2 separate regions of the Homo sapiens genome follow, and region 1 is linked to region 2. A link is a contact called in ENCODE Hi-C or POLR2A ChIA-PET data. All regions are on one chromosome and are shown on one strand. Each heading gives the region's core, a stretch centred on a gene start or an enhancer-like site at or near the end of the contact. The rest is flanking DNA. Distances are from core to core; before and after follow the strand shown. Region 1 overlaps INPP4B (inositol polyphosphate-4-phosphatase type II B). Region 2 overlaps INPP4B (inositol polyphosphate-4-phosphatase type II B).

Evidence for each region. A loop is a pair of places that touch in the nucleus more often than their neighbours do. ChIA-PET counts read pairs that join two places held with the same protein, here RNA polymerase II (POLR2A). Pooled maps may share reads with other maps.
Region 1: a map of gastrocnemius medialis shows a loop between it and region 2 (2.7-fold over the local background). The contact joins two enhancer-like sites. A Hi-C loop is called at or near these places in 3 of 168 maps with a recorded cell type or tissue (chondrocyte, gastrocnemius medialis and heart left ventricle) and 9 of 50 pooled maps. POLR2A ChIA-PET finds 5 or more read pairs at or near these places in 2 of 52 experiments (WTC11 and activated naive CD4-positive, alpha-beta T cell).

The regions. Positions count from the first base shown.
Region 1 is chr4:142,353,901-142,356,892 of GRCh38, reverse strand. All of the region lies in intron 7 of INPP4B (inositol polyphosphate-4-phosphatase type II B), which reads left to right. Among named protein-coding and RNA genes, the nearest start is that of INPP4B, 490 kb to the left of the region's middle. Within about 2 kb of position 1,617, at least 4 of the 41 ENCODE cell types and tissues checked have a DNase peak (open chromatin) inside an H3K27ac peak, as active enhancers do.
Region 2 is chr4:142,816,300-142,819,261 of GRCh38, reverse strand. The region is part of intron 1 of INPP4B (inositol polyphosphate-4-phosphatase type II B); the gene reads left to right. All of the region lies in intron 3 of USP38-DT (USP38 divergent transcript), which reads left to right. Among named protein-coding and RNA genes, the nearest start is that of INPP4B, 29 kb to the left of the region's middle. Within about 2 kb of position 1,646, at least 7 of the 41 ENCODE cell types and tissues checked have a DNase peak (open chromatin) inside an H3K27ac peak, as active enhancers do.

The DNA of each region.
Region 1 (2,992 bases), core at 368-2,867, 460 kb after region 2:
AATGTGTAATCCCTCACCCCTTCCTGCAGGATGAGGGCTGGGGCTAAAAGCTCCAAACTTGTAACCATGCCTTGGTCTTCCTGGTGACCAGCCGCCATCCAGCATCCCACCAAGAGTCACCTCATTAGAATAAAAGACCCTCTGATCACCCAAAAAGTTCCAAGGAATTAGAAGCTCTATGTCAGGAACTGAGGCCAAAGACCAAATAAAAGGACAAAAGATGCACCTAACACTTCTATCACTCAGGAAATTACAAAGGTTTTAGGGTTCTGTGCCAGGAACTAAGAGCAGAAACCAAATATGTTATTTGTACTACTTCACAACTGAAACCTTACTAACTCAAGAGCAACCTTTTATCCTCCCAGCTCCTCATCACTCCTGCAGGTCCTGGTCTTTGCTCTCCTGCTAACCAGGATCCCCAACCCTTGAGTTCTGGATGGAAAGCTATCCAAGCTTTCCTCACATTTCCTTCTCATATCATTTCAAACATTTATATAAGATTTAGATTTCTCCCTTACTTGACCCCTGTCTCTGAGAAAAGTAGGCCACACATCTCTGTACATTCTCATTCTTACACAGTTGAATTACCCTTTCTTATTTTCAAATCAACACTCACTGCTCTCCTCTCTCCCTTTTATCTAGAATGCCTTTCTCCCCTGGCAAAAGTTTTACCCCATCTTTAAAGGTATTCTGCCAATATCACCTCCTTTGTACATTTTCTAGATTAACTAATATAATCTTTCTCTTTTGAACTTGTATTGTAATTTGTACCTTCTGTCCAGCACTTTATCATTTTATACATTGTAAACCAATTGTGTCATCCTATTTTTTGCCCTTATCAATATGAAAGATTTGGGGAGGATAAAACTACATAGTTCTAATTTTTTGTAGCCCCAGTAGTATCTATTGGAGTATGTGGCATTTTAAAAATAGGTAATCTTATTGAATTCTGTTCATTTCTCTTGAGGTTAAGAAAAGACTCAGTAGTTGAAGAAGTGATCAAAGCTATCCTTATGTTAAAAAAAAAAAAGGCTTCTCTCCATGAAATATATTGGCCTATCTGAGGATCAAAGCTTTGACTTCGTTCATCTCATGCTCTGATAAGCTGAATTGCTTCACAAAGTTTGCATGATTAACACTGCCTGCCTTAAGTGCTTTAGTCTTGCCAGAAACTGGTAAATTTTGAATATCCTTTGTGTTGTTATATAAAGATTCTCTGTGCAAAAGTAATTGCTTTCCTCAGCTAAGAAGGTCATGACTTTTCATAGTAGATAAGAATATGTGCTTAATAAATAAGCTGACCAAGTCTATTTTAGTTTCTATGAAACATGCCTGTGCCTACTTTTTTCTTCATTGTTGATTGTGGGTTTAGTGAGTGCCAGTTATGATGTAGAAATTGTATAAAAGCATAGCATTGGCATGGGTTTGATTTGTCAGAAGTCAAAATACTGAAATATCTGAATAAATAAATTAATGACCTGTAACATCACTTCTATCCTTAAATACATATTCTGGTGGGGGGAAAAAAAAGAGCAAATCTGCATCTCATTCAACTTCCTGATTTCTCTCTGTTGTCCGGATGTGTTAGATTAAATACGACCACAGATTCTTTGCAGCTCCTCCTATAAAGAGGTGGAGTCTATTTTCCCACTCTTTGAAACTGATCTGTCCTTGTGACTTGCTTTGATAGAATGCAACAGAAGTGATATAATGTGGCTTCTGAACTTCTATTTTAAGACGCTTTGCAGTTTTTACTTTTGCCTTCTTGGAATACTTCCAGAATCATATAAAAAGTCCAGGTGAAAGTTTGCACAGAGAGAGAGCTTCGCAGTTTTCAGGGCCATGCCAGTCATCCTACTGAGGCCCTAGGCATGTGAATGAAGCCATCTTAGAGTCCCAAGCCCCACTCGAGCCACGAGCCACAAGCTATCTGAACCCCATGAGTGAGCCCAGATGAGACAAACATAATTGCCTAGTCAACTCACAGAACTGTGAGAAGTGATAAATCACCATCAAGCCATTAAGTCCTCGCTTTGTTATACAGAAATAGATAACTAGCCGTATGTTAGTTAGGTATATTTAGCTTGTCTCCCTAATCTCTGGAATATGCGAAGGCAGAATTTTCCATTCACCTTTCCCCATTATGGCAAAGCACATAATAACATCTAAAATAAGCTCAAAATAAAGGTCATTCCAATGAAAGATTGGACCTTGCTAAGTTTCAGTTTTCTAACTAGTGAAGTAAAGCTATTGGATTAAATACAATTTAGGATTCTCTTTGTTCTACCTCCCATAACACCAGCTCATTTTGTTAGATGAATTCTCTGGAAGAATTGGAACTAATGATTCTATTTTATTTTTTGTCTTCCATCTGAATTGTTCTGGCCGGTTTATTCCTTAAATGCCCAAGATAGATAAAAGGTACCGAATGGAAATAGACAAGAACTCCAGGTCTGTGGGGGACACAAGAATCTTCCACTCTGCTTTTCCTGTGAAAATTCTGTTCTTCCTACATATAAATGAGCCGTACTCATCCAAACCTGTGTTTGAATTGCACATAGTTATGGGATAAAGATCTGCTGGCACATTCAGGAAGATGATCTGTGCTTCTACTGAATTTTTAGGTGTAAGAGTCAGCATACACATTTGCTGAGCCCATGTCCCAAGGCTCTGAGAAGGTTCGTGGCACAAGATACCCAATATGCTAGATAAAAGGCAGATTGTGACTTTGCTATTTAGATTTGTCTGCTTAGGTGGTTTCGGCTATTGCATTTGAGATCTTTGCAGCTGACTGGTTGTATGCATTTGACTTGAATTTTTATGTGCTTGCTAGATGTTTTAGGTTTTGCTCTGTGACCTTGAACGGCATTATGTCAATTAAATCACACAGTGGGGAAATGACTTAGACCACCAAGAGTTATTGAACAAAATTTCATTTAGCATTGGGAAAAAATTGTTGAAGATAAAAACTCATAGAATTTTGGAATCAAAA
Region 2 (2,962 bases), core at 397-2,896:
GCCCTTTAGGGCTTTTGGTCTGTCTTTGAAAGGGAAATTGTTTACTCAAGCTGCTAAAGCTGTTTATTACTTTCATCAGTATATACTGCGTCCTCAGTTCTTGATCTTTCTTTTACCCCAAGTGTTTCTACCCCAAAGGGTGGGAATACAAGTGTTCGGGCTTCTCTTCCTTCTAGGGTAAATACTAAAGAGTAATCCCAGCACACAACGCATGACTGGAGTCCTTCATCTCTCAACAAAGATTCGTCTTGAGCCTATGGGAGCCAACTGCTCTTTTGGTGCTGGGTATAAGGCAATAAACCAAATTGGAAAAGTGCTTGTCCTCTTGGCATTCACATGCTAGTGGACCAAAAACTCATAAGCCAATATGATATCAGTGGAAGAGACACACTATGGGTAAAAATGTAACAGAATGAAGATAAAAATAAAACAGGAATGTTGGGTGGTTGCTATTTTATATAAACTAATAAGGGCGAGGGGCTCTCTGATGTGAGAACAATTGAACAGTGACCTGACAGAGTTGTGGTGGTAGGAGGAGAAGAGAGTTGTAAGCAGCAGGCACAGCACTTGAAAGCGTATAGAGGCAGCTGCTGGCTACACGGATCGGGGCAGGAGGTGATCCCAGGAGCTCAACTAGCCACAAAAATTTTTATTGCTAATGCTGTATCAATTTCCTTTCTATATTGTCAATGAAATGTTTATAATAAAGATTTTGAAGTATATTATTTACTTTATTCAAATTTTGATTCCTACAGAAATTGTAATTCTGTTGAAATATAGATATAGATAGAACTGGAAATACACACACACACACACACACGTTTAAATTGCCTTCCTTTTTTGTAGAAAAAACAAGCCCTGGAATAGCCTCTGAGAGAAAAACCCATGGAAATTTTACTTTGATAAAATGCCAGTAATGGCATAAAAAGCTGCCCTGGTGTTGTTTCTGGGAAAGCAGGCATTTCTCAATGAAGGAGTGATGGATGGTCTTTGAAGTTTAAATGATATCAGAGAGGAAATGAAAAACTGGCCAGGGCAGGGGAGTAGGGGGGACTCAGTGACTACATGCAAGCTGCACATAGTTCAGGTTCTTCTCTCACACTTTTTCATACGATGCCAAGAGTAGCTGGTTTCTTATCATCTTTGCATTCTTTAACATTATTAGAGTTCCATTTCCTTACTATTCTGAAGACTTGATATTTTTCCTATCCTGTTGCTTTCTTGTTACTTAAATGTTTTCTTCCTCTCAATTTTTCTCTTTCCCTCCCTTTCACTCTCCACTTCTAGAAAGTGGGCCATTTATTTTTCTAATTCTAGTGAAAGGGAAGCAAAATACCACACAGCTAAGTTTATCTAAGAAGTCCCAATTTCCTGGTGTCTTTTATTGTTATTTTGGTTTCCTTTTAACGTCAATATATAGCAGTTATAAAGTAGGTTTAGATGTTTTTATATTTTTAGTCCAAATAAACCCGAAGTATAAAGTTGCACAATATGATGATGGAAGAGACCCAAGAAATGTTGTTATTTAAAACTGATTTAGTTCTAGTTGAAAGCTGACTTCCTGGGCGATGTGCTGCCAGTGAGTCTTAATCCCTGGCTTCATGGTTTGTGGTTTATGTGGGCTGGCATGCTAAGCATTTAATCGTTAGTCACCATTCTTTTCTGAGGCCTGTGTGGCCAAGGCATTATCGTCACCCTGTCACTTACCTAGACATGCTCCTTGGAAAGGAGGTGAATTGGATCCATTAAAAGTGTGAGAAGAGCTGGGAAAGGTCTGATGCAGCCGTACGTTCAAAGATTAAAGCACTCCATATGCAGTTTGACTTTGTAAAGCTTGGATAATCGAGGAGAAAGCAAGGGGGCTGAAGAGGCTTTGAGTGGCCTGCTCACTTGTCTGATGGAAACTCATCAGATATGTGACTGATAATTTTATTTCACACATCTTTAGTATTATGTTTTAAAGTTTTAGGGATGGCTGGAAACCTCACTAAAAACTCTTATACTGTAGTCAGAATGATCAACCACTTTGTTAAATGAATGAGTGCAATACAAGGTATAAGAACAGGCTTATCAACCACTGAGGAACTAATGAAATGCCATTTCCTCCCTGATCCCCATCTTCATTGTTATGTCCTTTATAATTTTTTATCTAGGACAACCATGTTGACAGAGAAGGACTGGTATGTATCAGTATTTTAAAGAGTTTTATTTAAACTGAAACCATTCTTATATCAATTCTTATTATACTAACTCATATTAACTTTACTCAATGAATCTGCAAAGACCCTATTTCCAATTAAGGTCACATTGTGAGGTCCAGGTAGACATAAAGTTTTGGGGGCACTATTCAACCCAGAACACTTCCCCACAAAACTCTAAATGTATTTGAAAGCGTGTATTATACCTTATTTGTTTCCCAATATCTAGAGTGGTATTTGGAACTCAGTAGGTACTTAATAGTTGTTAAATGACAGTTTTACTTTGAACATCCAAATATACTATTAAGAAAAAATAACGGGTACCTAAGAACATTTCCATGAGGGAAGAGTAATGGCTGAATATGTGTGTGTGTATGTATATATATATGTATATATATTTCTGTATGCATACGCATATGTAGGTATAGGTATATTTTTATATATTTATGCACAACTTTCTAAAGAAGTTAGGCACCATGGGATATTGTTATTATTTGTTTTTTTTAAGATGAGAAATAATTTAAGCCTGTTGCCCTAGAGAAATGACTGGAAGTTAAGATTTAATGGGAGAAGAGAAGATCCTTTAAGATCGTTACTAACTCTTAACTTCAACGATCTTTAAAGGGAAGATCCTTTTTCCTTCTCACACTAACTCTTAACTTTTCCTATGGTAGAATATTTAACAAAAGGGCATTGAAATTATAAAAACATAATTTAAAAGGGTATCATCATAATGTTATTGATGAAATAATTTCTTACGAAAT